2 separate regions of the Homo sapiens genome follow, and region 2 is linked to region 1. A link is a loop called in an ENCODE intact Hi-C map of the cell type or tissue named here. Cell type or tissue: PC-9. All regions are shown on one strand. Each heading gives the region's core, and the rest is flanking DNA. Links, peaks and the distances in the headings are about the cores only. Region 1 overlaps ATP9A (ATPase phospholipid transporting 9A (putative)). Region 2 overlaps ATP9A (ATPase phospholipid transporting 9A (putative)).

Region 1 (4,396 bases), core at 180-4,179:
AAAAATCCAAAAAAAGTTAGCTGGGCGTGTTGGCGGGCCCCTATAATCCCAGCTACTCGGGAGGCTGAGGCAGGAGAATCACTTCAACCTGGGAAGGTGGAGGTTGCAGTGAGCCAAGATCACAACACTGCACTCCAGCCTGGGAAACAAGAACAAGACTCAGTCTCAGAAAAAAAAGAAAAGAAAAAAGAAAAGAAAAGAAAAACAGACACGAAAAAATGCTCATCATCACTGGCCATCACAGAAATGCAAATCAAAACCACAATGAGATACCATCTCACACCAGTTAGAATGGTGATCATTAAAAACTCAGGAAACAGCAGGTGACGGAGAGGATGTGCAGAAACAGGAACACTTTTACACTGTTGGTGGGACTGTAAACTAGTTAAACCATTGTGGAAGACAGTGTGTTGATTCCTCAAGGATCTAGAACTAGAAATACCATTTGACCCAGCCATCCCATTACTGGGTATATACCCAAAGGATTATAAATCATGCTGCTATAAAGACACATGCACACGTATGTTTATTGCGGCACTATTCACAATAGCAAAGACTTGGAACCAACCCAAATGTCCATCAATGATAGACTGGATTAAGAAAACGAATAGAATACTATGCATAGAATTCTATGCAGCCATAAAAAAGGATGAGTTCATGCCCTTTGTAGGGACATGGATGAAGCTGGAAACCATCATTCTCAGCAAACTATCGCAAGGACGGAAAACCAAACATGGCATGTTCTCACTCATAGGTGGGAAATGAACAGTAAGAACACTTGGACACAGGGTGGGGAACATCACACACCGGGGCCTGTCGTGGCGTGGGGGAGTGGGGAGGGATAGCATTAGGAGATATACCTAATGTACATGACGAGTTAATGGGTGCAGCACACCAACATGGCACATGTATACAAATGTAACAAACCTGCACGTTGTGCACATGTACCCTAGAACTTAAAGTATAATTAAAAAAAAAAAGAAAATGTAGGCAATAAAAAATTTTAAATTTCTATATGGTAAAAGAAAATAAAGCCCATCACAAACAAAAACAAAAAACAAACAAAAAACTGCAAAAATATGTATAACCCACAAAAAGTGAAAGTTTGATATTCTTTCCTCTATAAAGCATTCTAACAAAGTAATGAGAAAAAGAAGAACCACAAAGGAAAGTAGATAGACCAGAATATTAAGAATTAGCTGACAGGTAGAAAGACATTCAACTATATTTGCAATTAAATCAAAATTAAAACAGTAGGCTGGGTGCGGTGGCTCATGCCTGTAACCCCAGCACTTTGGGAGGCCGAGGCAGGTGGATCACCTGAGGTCAGGAGTTCGAGACCAGCCTGGCCAACATGGTGAAATCCCATCTTTACTAAAAATACAAAAATTAGCCAGGGGTGGTTGCACATGCCTGTAATCCCAGCTACTGGAGAGGCTGAGGCAGGAGAATCACGTGAACCTGGGAGGCGGAGGTTGCAGCGAGCCAAGATGGTACCACTGCACTCCAGCCTGGGCCACAGAGGGACTCTTTTTTTTTTTTTTTAAGCCAACTAGTAACTTACAAAGAAACAAAAGAGACAGATGCAAATATGACCACCTGCCAGGTAATCTAGGAAATTCAAACTGAATGAGATAATTATTTTTCAGTCAAATTATCAAAGAATAAAAAGAGTAATTAATTATTATTTGTTAATAAATGACTTGAAAGCAAGAAAAAATTGGTTCAGGTGACATGGGTGGAAAGTGGCAAGGAGGGGCAGGATGTGAACGTCTGCATGCTGCGTCCCCTGGGTGGCTGTGCCCAGGCGTGGCCCAGGCATGACCGTGCAGAATTTCTCGCTCTTTAGTCATCAGGGGGACTGAGAGACGTACCAAAGTATGATGAAAATAAAGGCAGGCAGTGGAAATAAAATGTAGCAGAAAAAACCTCAAGGGAGAGTGCACCTCTGCCTATTTGTATTAAGTAGTGCATGTGTGGATGGTGACACACGGTACTCCAGGGATAGTTTGTGCTGCTTCATTCCCTCTCCTTGCCACACAGGATCCTAATCGAGTGTCTACTACTGTACTAGAGAGCAACAAAGAAGGAAAAGGCAAGGTGGTTTACACCTATGATCCCAGCGTTTTGGCTGAAGCAGAAGGATCACTTGAGTCTGAGAGTTTGAGACCAGCCTGGGCAAGAGTGAGACCCCCATCTCTAAAAAAGTATTTAAAAATTAGCTGGGCCTGGTGGCATGCACTTGTAGTCCCAGCTGTTTGGGAGGCTGAGGCAGGAGGACTGCTTGAGCCCAGGAGTTCGAGGCTGCAGTGAGCCATGATTGCACCCCTGCACTCCAGCCTGGGCAACAGAATGAGACCCTGTCTCAAAAAAAAAAAAAATGAATGAATGAATGAATGAATGAATGAAAGAGAGAAGCAACCAGCAGAGTAAAACGGCTTGATGGTGGGGAGTGGAGAATACTATGTTTGAAGAGAGGAAAAAATTGATTCATCTAATAGTAAAGACAGAAAGTCACCAGCAGTAGAATTATAATACTAACTATACTATTAAGTTAATGATATCACGAAATGTAAGAAAAGTGATGGCTACACAGTAAGTTCTGTTTCTGGAGCAAAATGCCTAGGTTCAAGTTCCAACTCTGCCTTTCACCTGCTGTGTGACCTCAGAGCAAGTTACTTAACCTCACTCAGCCTCCGTTCCGTCATCTGCAGAATGAGCATAATATGAATAATAGTATCTACCCTCATGGTGCCGTTAGGAGGGTTAAGTGCAGTGTGTAACACACATAAGCACCCAGCACAGGGCCTGACACATGGGCTGCATGCCGCTGATGTTAACCACTGCTATCGGGGGTCATATTCAGCCCATGCAGTCCTGATCAGTGTCATCCCAGCACTGAAAGACACCAATGGGCCAGGTGCAGTGGCTCACATCTGTAATCCCAGCACTTAGGGAGGCTGAGGTGGGTGGATCACTTGAGGTCAGAAGTTTGAGACCAGCCTGGCCAACATGGTGAAACCCCATCTCTACTAAAAATACAAAAATTAGCCAGCGTGGTGGTGCGGGCCTATAATCCCAGCTACTTGGGAGACTGAGACACAAGAATCGCTTGAACCCGGGGGGCGGAGGTTACAGTGAGCCAAGATTGTGCCACTGTACTCCAGCCTAGGTGACAGTGTAAGACCTTGTCTCAAAAAAAGAGAAAAGAAAAAAAAAGAGAAAAAGAAAAAGAAAGGCACCAATATCCACTTCCTCTTGGTGTTTAAACACAGAAGCTCCAGCTCAAGCCCATGCCCTTTCCTAGGGCCCCAGTGCTGGCAGTCCCAGCGCGACATACCCTACAAACACAGCCTCCAGCCAGAACATCCAGGCTGCCTCCCCCTCTGGTACAGATTAGAATGTCAATCTGAACAGGCAATTAGAGCTACTGCCAGCATGGACGCTGCAGAAAGGTCCACAGGCCACGCGGGCTTCTCCTCCAGGCATCTCTAAGTGTCCGAGCTGCAATTAGATGTCAGTTTAATTCCCTGGAGGTGTCGGAACAAGTGGAAAATGCCATTTGACCGAGCACTCATTTTTCCAACTGACAGATGATTATTCTAATTACAAAAGGATTTTCTTTCCTTTTCAAATTGCTACCACATTCCTCAAAACGGCGCCTCACCTGATGCGACCACAGTGCCAGCCCACAGCGTGTTCTCTATGCTCAGGCTCTCGCTGATCGGGGGGTCGCTGTCTTCCTGGAAAAGACCAAACGGACACACGTTCACCCCCCAAAGCTTCCCCAGAATCCACAGGCTGCTTCTAGCATGGTCCGCTGGAGATAGAAAGACAGGCTCCCCCCGATGAACCTGGAAGCCCAGTTTGGAAGCCGACGGCTCCACCATGAGGGGAGGGCCAAGCTCTTCCACTACTGCCCTTGGGGTTTTCATCTCCCACAGAAATATGTGAAAAAGTTGGCCTGTGATTTAAGAAGCGCAGGCCTCTTAGCACTGAAAAATGTTTTATGAGGTTAAGAATCAAAACGTAAAAGCAAACCAATCAGGCTGTTTGCAGGCCAGCTTTGTTTGTGGCTTATAGAAAGAGAATGTGGACAATGTAATATGGGTTCTAGAAACCTGTTGACCCATATTCCTAAAATAATTTTTTTTTTTTTGAGATGGAGTCTCGCTCTGCCACCCAGGCTGGAGTGCAGTGGCGCGATCTCGGCCCACTGCAACCTCCACCTCCCAGGTTCAAGCAATTCTCCTGACCTCAGGAGATCCGCTCACCTCAGCCTCCCAAAATGCTGGGATTACAGGTGTGAGCCACCACGCCAGGCCTCCTAAAACAAATTAAATCCAAATTAAATTTCTCTTCTGAAAGGTCTGGAAGTGGCTTAAAAATTATGAAA
Region 2 (4,396 bases), core at 113-4,112, 56 kb before region 1:
CAGACAGTGTACAAAGTGCACTTAACAGACACCAATGTTTTTTCAGTTGGCTGAAGATGAAAAGCGAGAAGGGGCCTCATTTAGGGGCAAAGGCTACAGAAAGTAAAAGGAAAACTCAAAGCACTTGGAAGATTTTCAATGATGAAAGAAAGATCAAATGGATTTAAGACCTTTGTTTTGAAAGTTATTACTATTTCAACTGGAATAGACTCACATGCTATGATTTTAGATTTACACTTGGGACTGCAGATATCATCAAACTGTGGTCCACTGAAAGAATAGGGAAGATAAGGACTAGAACAGGGAGTCTCAACCTCGTCACTGTGAACATTTGGGGCCAGATAACTCTTTGCTCTGCAGGGCCCCTCCTGTGCACTGTACAATGTTGAGCAGCATCCCTGGCCCCTACGCACTAGATGCCAGTCATACACCCTCCATGGTGACAACCAGAATGTCTCTAGACTTTAGCAAATGTCTCCTGGGGGCAAACTGACTGTCTCAGCTGAGAATAATTCCAGATCCCTAAGTCTAACTAAGGACTTGCCTAGAGATCCAATTACCCAGAGTTTCAGTTCACCCTAACCAGATTTTCTGGGTAGTGGGTAGCACCATGGCACAGGCATCAAATGCTTGGACCAAGTACCAGTTTCTAGTTGTGTGCAGCTGGACAAGCTACTCCTCTTCCCTAAACCTCAGTTTTCTCATCTGTAAAACAGGAATCAAGCATGTAGCACAGAGACTGACACATGGAAAGGACCCCTCAGTGGTATAACTGCTGCTGGGATGAGAGTGATTTCCCAAGTCCCCCAGCCATACTGTACGTAGAGAACAAGGCTCAGCCCAGTACTCTCAACAGGGCAATGTGGCCCTCCAGGAGACATGTGGCAATGTCTGGAGACACTCTAGGTGTCACAACGCAGGCAATGTCCTACTAGCATCTGACGGGTGGAGGCCAGGGGTGCTGCTCACCCTCCTACATCACACAGGACGCCCCCAACCACCACCAGGAACTCCTCCAGCCCTAAAAGTCAACAGTGCTGAGACTGAGAAGTCCTAGCTCTGAGGAATGACGGCGCAGCCACAGATCCTTCCCCCATTTTCCCCCAATGATTCGCGTCACTGGGAGGTGGGAGGCAGTAAAGATAAGCAAGAAAACTGAGCATGGCCATCAATACCTTGTGCCTAAATTTTGCTACTCCAGGAAGCCCAGAATAAATGCCCGGAAAGTCTTCATTGAATATGGAACCGTGGAGACAAAAGTGACTGCATCTCAAGCTGGGTGTGGTGGCTCACGCCTGTAGTCCCAACACTTTGGGAGGCTCAGGTAGGTAGATCACCTGAGGTCAGGAGTTCGAGACCAGCCTAGCCAACATGGTGAGACCCTGTCTCTACTAAAATTACAAAATTAGCTGGGCGTGGTGGTGCATGCCTGTAATCCCAGCTACTCAGGAGGCAAGGCTGGAGAATCACTTAAACCTGGGAGGCGGAGGTTGCAATGAGCTGAGATTGCACCATTGCTCTCCAACCTGGGCAACAAGAGCGAAACTCCATCTTAAAAAAAAAGTGACTGCATCTCAGGTGCAAATGCGCCATGCTGACTTCTGATTAGCCCAGTCCCATGAACACCCCCGATTCCTACTTAATTCACCGTCCTTCACATAAGAACATGTCAACCTTGATGTTATCGCACAAATTACAGGTGATGAAACATACAGCTTTCTTGCCTCTCCTGGAAGGTGCCCGTAATTGTCCTGCTGGGGCACGCGGACCCTTTCCCTGTGGTATAAGCCCTGGGTCTAGGGAGTAACAGTATGGACATCCACCTGTTTTCCTGCCGCCCAAAACTACACTTCTGTCTGTTCGGCTCCCCCAAAAACCACGCTTCTATCTGTAAGTTTCCCCCAATAAAACACCCTTTAACGACAAACTGGATTTGCCTGCCTTGTTCTTTGGTTTCAGGCTCCTTTGGAGGCCACTTTGTCTATGCAGCCCTTTCATGGAACAGAAATATCCAAAATCAGATTAGTGGTAGAGTTTCCTCTTTTAGAATAACTTTCAAATGCCCCTTAATCACCAACAATCTTTTAGAACAACATGCTGACTCATAAGAGCACCCCCAGGCCAAGACAGGCACCCACGTTTAAAAGCGTTCAACTGCACACTTTATCTCTGATAGACTGTGGCTATGCCTGCTCTTGACGCAGGCCAAAGAGAGCTGTGGGGTCTGCACATTAAAGAATCAGAGGTTTTATTTTTTCCTTCCCCCCGACAACCAAAGGGTGCTCAACAACATGTGGCTGTAGGAAATGATGCTCCCAGCCCAGCTTCCTCACTAAGAAAAGGGCTTGAGTGAGTTCAGAAGTTCTGTCCAATATAAATACCGCATCAACGATCCCCTCCCATGAGTCACTTCCTCCCACGGAGTTCATCACAAGTTTATTTCGTTCCCATATTATGGCAAGATTACGCCATAAATTTACAGAGATCGGCCGGCTGTGTGGCATTGTTTGGGGGCCTCATCTTTTCCCACCGTGGTCTGCATCTGGCACCTGCTCAAAGGCCTCTTTTAGTCCAGCAATGACAGCGCTACGATGATCTACAGCCACGATCCAAACCCGTGGCTCCACGTGGGAAGGGGGAGAAGGCACTGGAACATCTTGTACGCCACAAAAACAAAACAGGGACACAACCTTCCTGCAAAAAGACATCACACGAGTCCTTCTCCAACCTTGCCTGATTTCTTAAGAGACAGACATTCACACAAGGAAATGGCCTTGCTTTGTGGGTGCAAGAAGGTGCCATCTTGCACTGTGCGTGCACTCACACATGTTTAAAAAAGAGACAGGGGAGACCCAAACTGGGGCTGTCCACAGTCACTAAACCAAGTCAAGAGAATTTTTCTTTTTTTTCTTATTCTTTTTTCTTTTTCTTTATTTTTTTGAGACAGGGTCTTGCTGTGTTGCCCAGGCTAGAGCGCAATGGCACAATCACGACTCACTACAGCCTCGACCTCCTGGACTCGAGTGACCTCAACCTGGACCTCCTGACCTCAACCTTCCCAGTAGCTGGGACTACAGGTGTGCACCACCATGCCCAGCTAATTTTTTTGCTTTTAGTAGAGGTGGAGTCTGGCAATGATGCCCAGGCTGGACTGAAACTCGTTGGCTCAAGTGATCCTCCTGCCTTGGCCTCCCAAAGTATTACAGGCAGGAGCCACCGTACCAAGCCTAGGAGAAGTTTTATAACTGAACTAAAACTTCCTCACATCAGATAACTGGACAGTCATTTGCATAGAGCATTTGGGTTATATGAACACATCATAACAGGGTTTCTCAGGCCCTTCCTCAGGTGGGGGCTGTCCTGTGCATTGCAGGATGCTGAGCGGCATCCCTGCTCTCCACCTATGACATGCCAGTAGCACTCTCAGCCTCTGGTTGTGACAACCACAAATGTTGCCAGACATTCTCGAATGCCCCCAGGATGAGAACCATCACATTAGAGGAGTGTGGTGAGGTTTGTGCCAAGGGGAGAACTAGTCCAAAAGCCCCAGAGGCCCAGTTCCACCAACCCAACCAAAGATAAAGAGGTCAGAAAATGAGAAAAAAATAGCAAAATAATACTTATTTCATTAAAGACAACCTCACCAAGATGGACATTCACAGCACTATTTTTAGTAGTCAAAACCAAGAAAAAAGCGAGGCGCAGTGGCTCACACCTGTAATTCCAGCACTTTGGGGGGCCGAGGCTGGTGGATCACCTGAGGTCAGGAGTTCGAGACCAGCCTGCCCAACATGGTGAAACCCCGTCTCTACTAAAAAATGCAAAAATGAGCCAGGCGTGGTGGCAGGTGCCTGTAATCCCAGCTACTCAGGAGGCTGAGGCAGGAGAATCACTTGAACCCAGGAGGCGGAGGTTGCAGTGAGCTGAGATTGCACCACTGCACTCCAGCCTGGATGACAGAGTGAGACTCCATCTCAAAAAACAAAAACAAAACAAAACAAAAAAACTGAAATTGAGAAACAGCCTAAGCAGCCAAAAAATAAGTTAATGAATGAAATAGTGGCACATTCTTTCAACAGAACGCTGCACATGCGTTAAAAATCATTAAAATCAGATTTTAATAATACGAAAAAATTCTCATCGTATACATATAGTTCAATGAGGGAGGAAGTTTAGGAAGCCTTCTATGGAGTTCAGTGATAATTTTACAAAAATGTGTGTGGATATTTACACTCGGATATGCTTAGAAAAGAGACTGAAAGGAAATCCCTTGAAAAGGTAAAAGGTCTTTTGTTGGGTGAAAATGGAGATGAACTGGTCAGGCACGGTGGCTCACGCCTGTAATCCCAGTACTTAGGGAGGTTGAAGCGGGAGGACAGCTTGAGGCCAGAAGTTT

What was found. A loop is a pair of places that touch in the nucleus more often than their neighbours do. Peaks named below come from ENCODE experiments on the same cell type or tissue, not always from the same donor. Only the 100,000 strongest peaks of a DNase experiment are listed, where the experiment ranks them.
Region 2: a loop joins it to region 1, with 7 times the contacts of the local background. A loop is called at or near these places in 8 of 110 quality-filtered maps.

Annotation. Positions count from the first base shown.
Region 1 is chr20:51,685,397-51,689,792 of GRCh38, forward strand. ATP9A (ATPase phospholipid transporting 9A (putative)) reads right to left here. Exons shown (of 28, transcript NM_006045.3): 9 at 3,668-3,743. Among named protein-coding and RNA genes, the nearest start is that of ATP9A, 81 kb to the right of the region's middle. In PC-9, for the core only: no CTCF peak of the experiment used is centred there; a DNase peak (open chromatin) is centred at 1,895; H3K27ac peaks cover 2,078 bases.
Region 2 is chr20:51,629,148-51,633,543 of GRCh38, forward strand. The region is part of intron 15 of ATP9A (ATPase phospholipid transporting 9A (putative)); the gene reads right to left. Among named protein-coding and RNA genes, the nearest start is that of NFATC2, 89 kb to the left of the region's middle. RefSeq lists an enhancer at 1,727-2,926. In PC-9, for the core only: no CTCF peak of the experiment used is centred there; a DNase peak (open chromatin) is centred at 2,404; H3K4me3 peaks cover 1,108 bases; H3K27ac peaks cover 3,284 bases.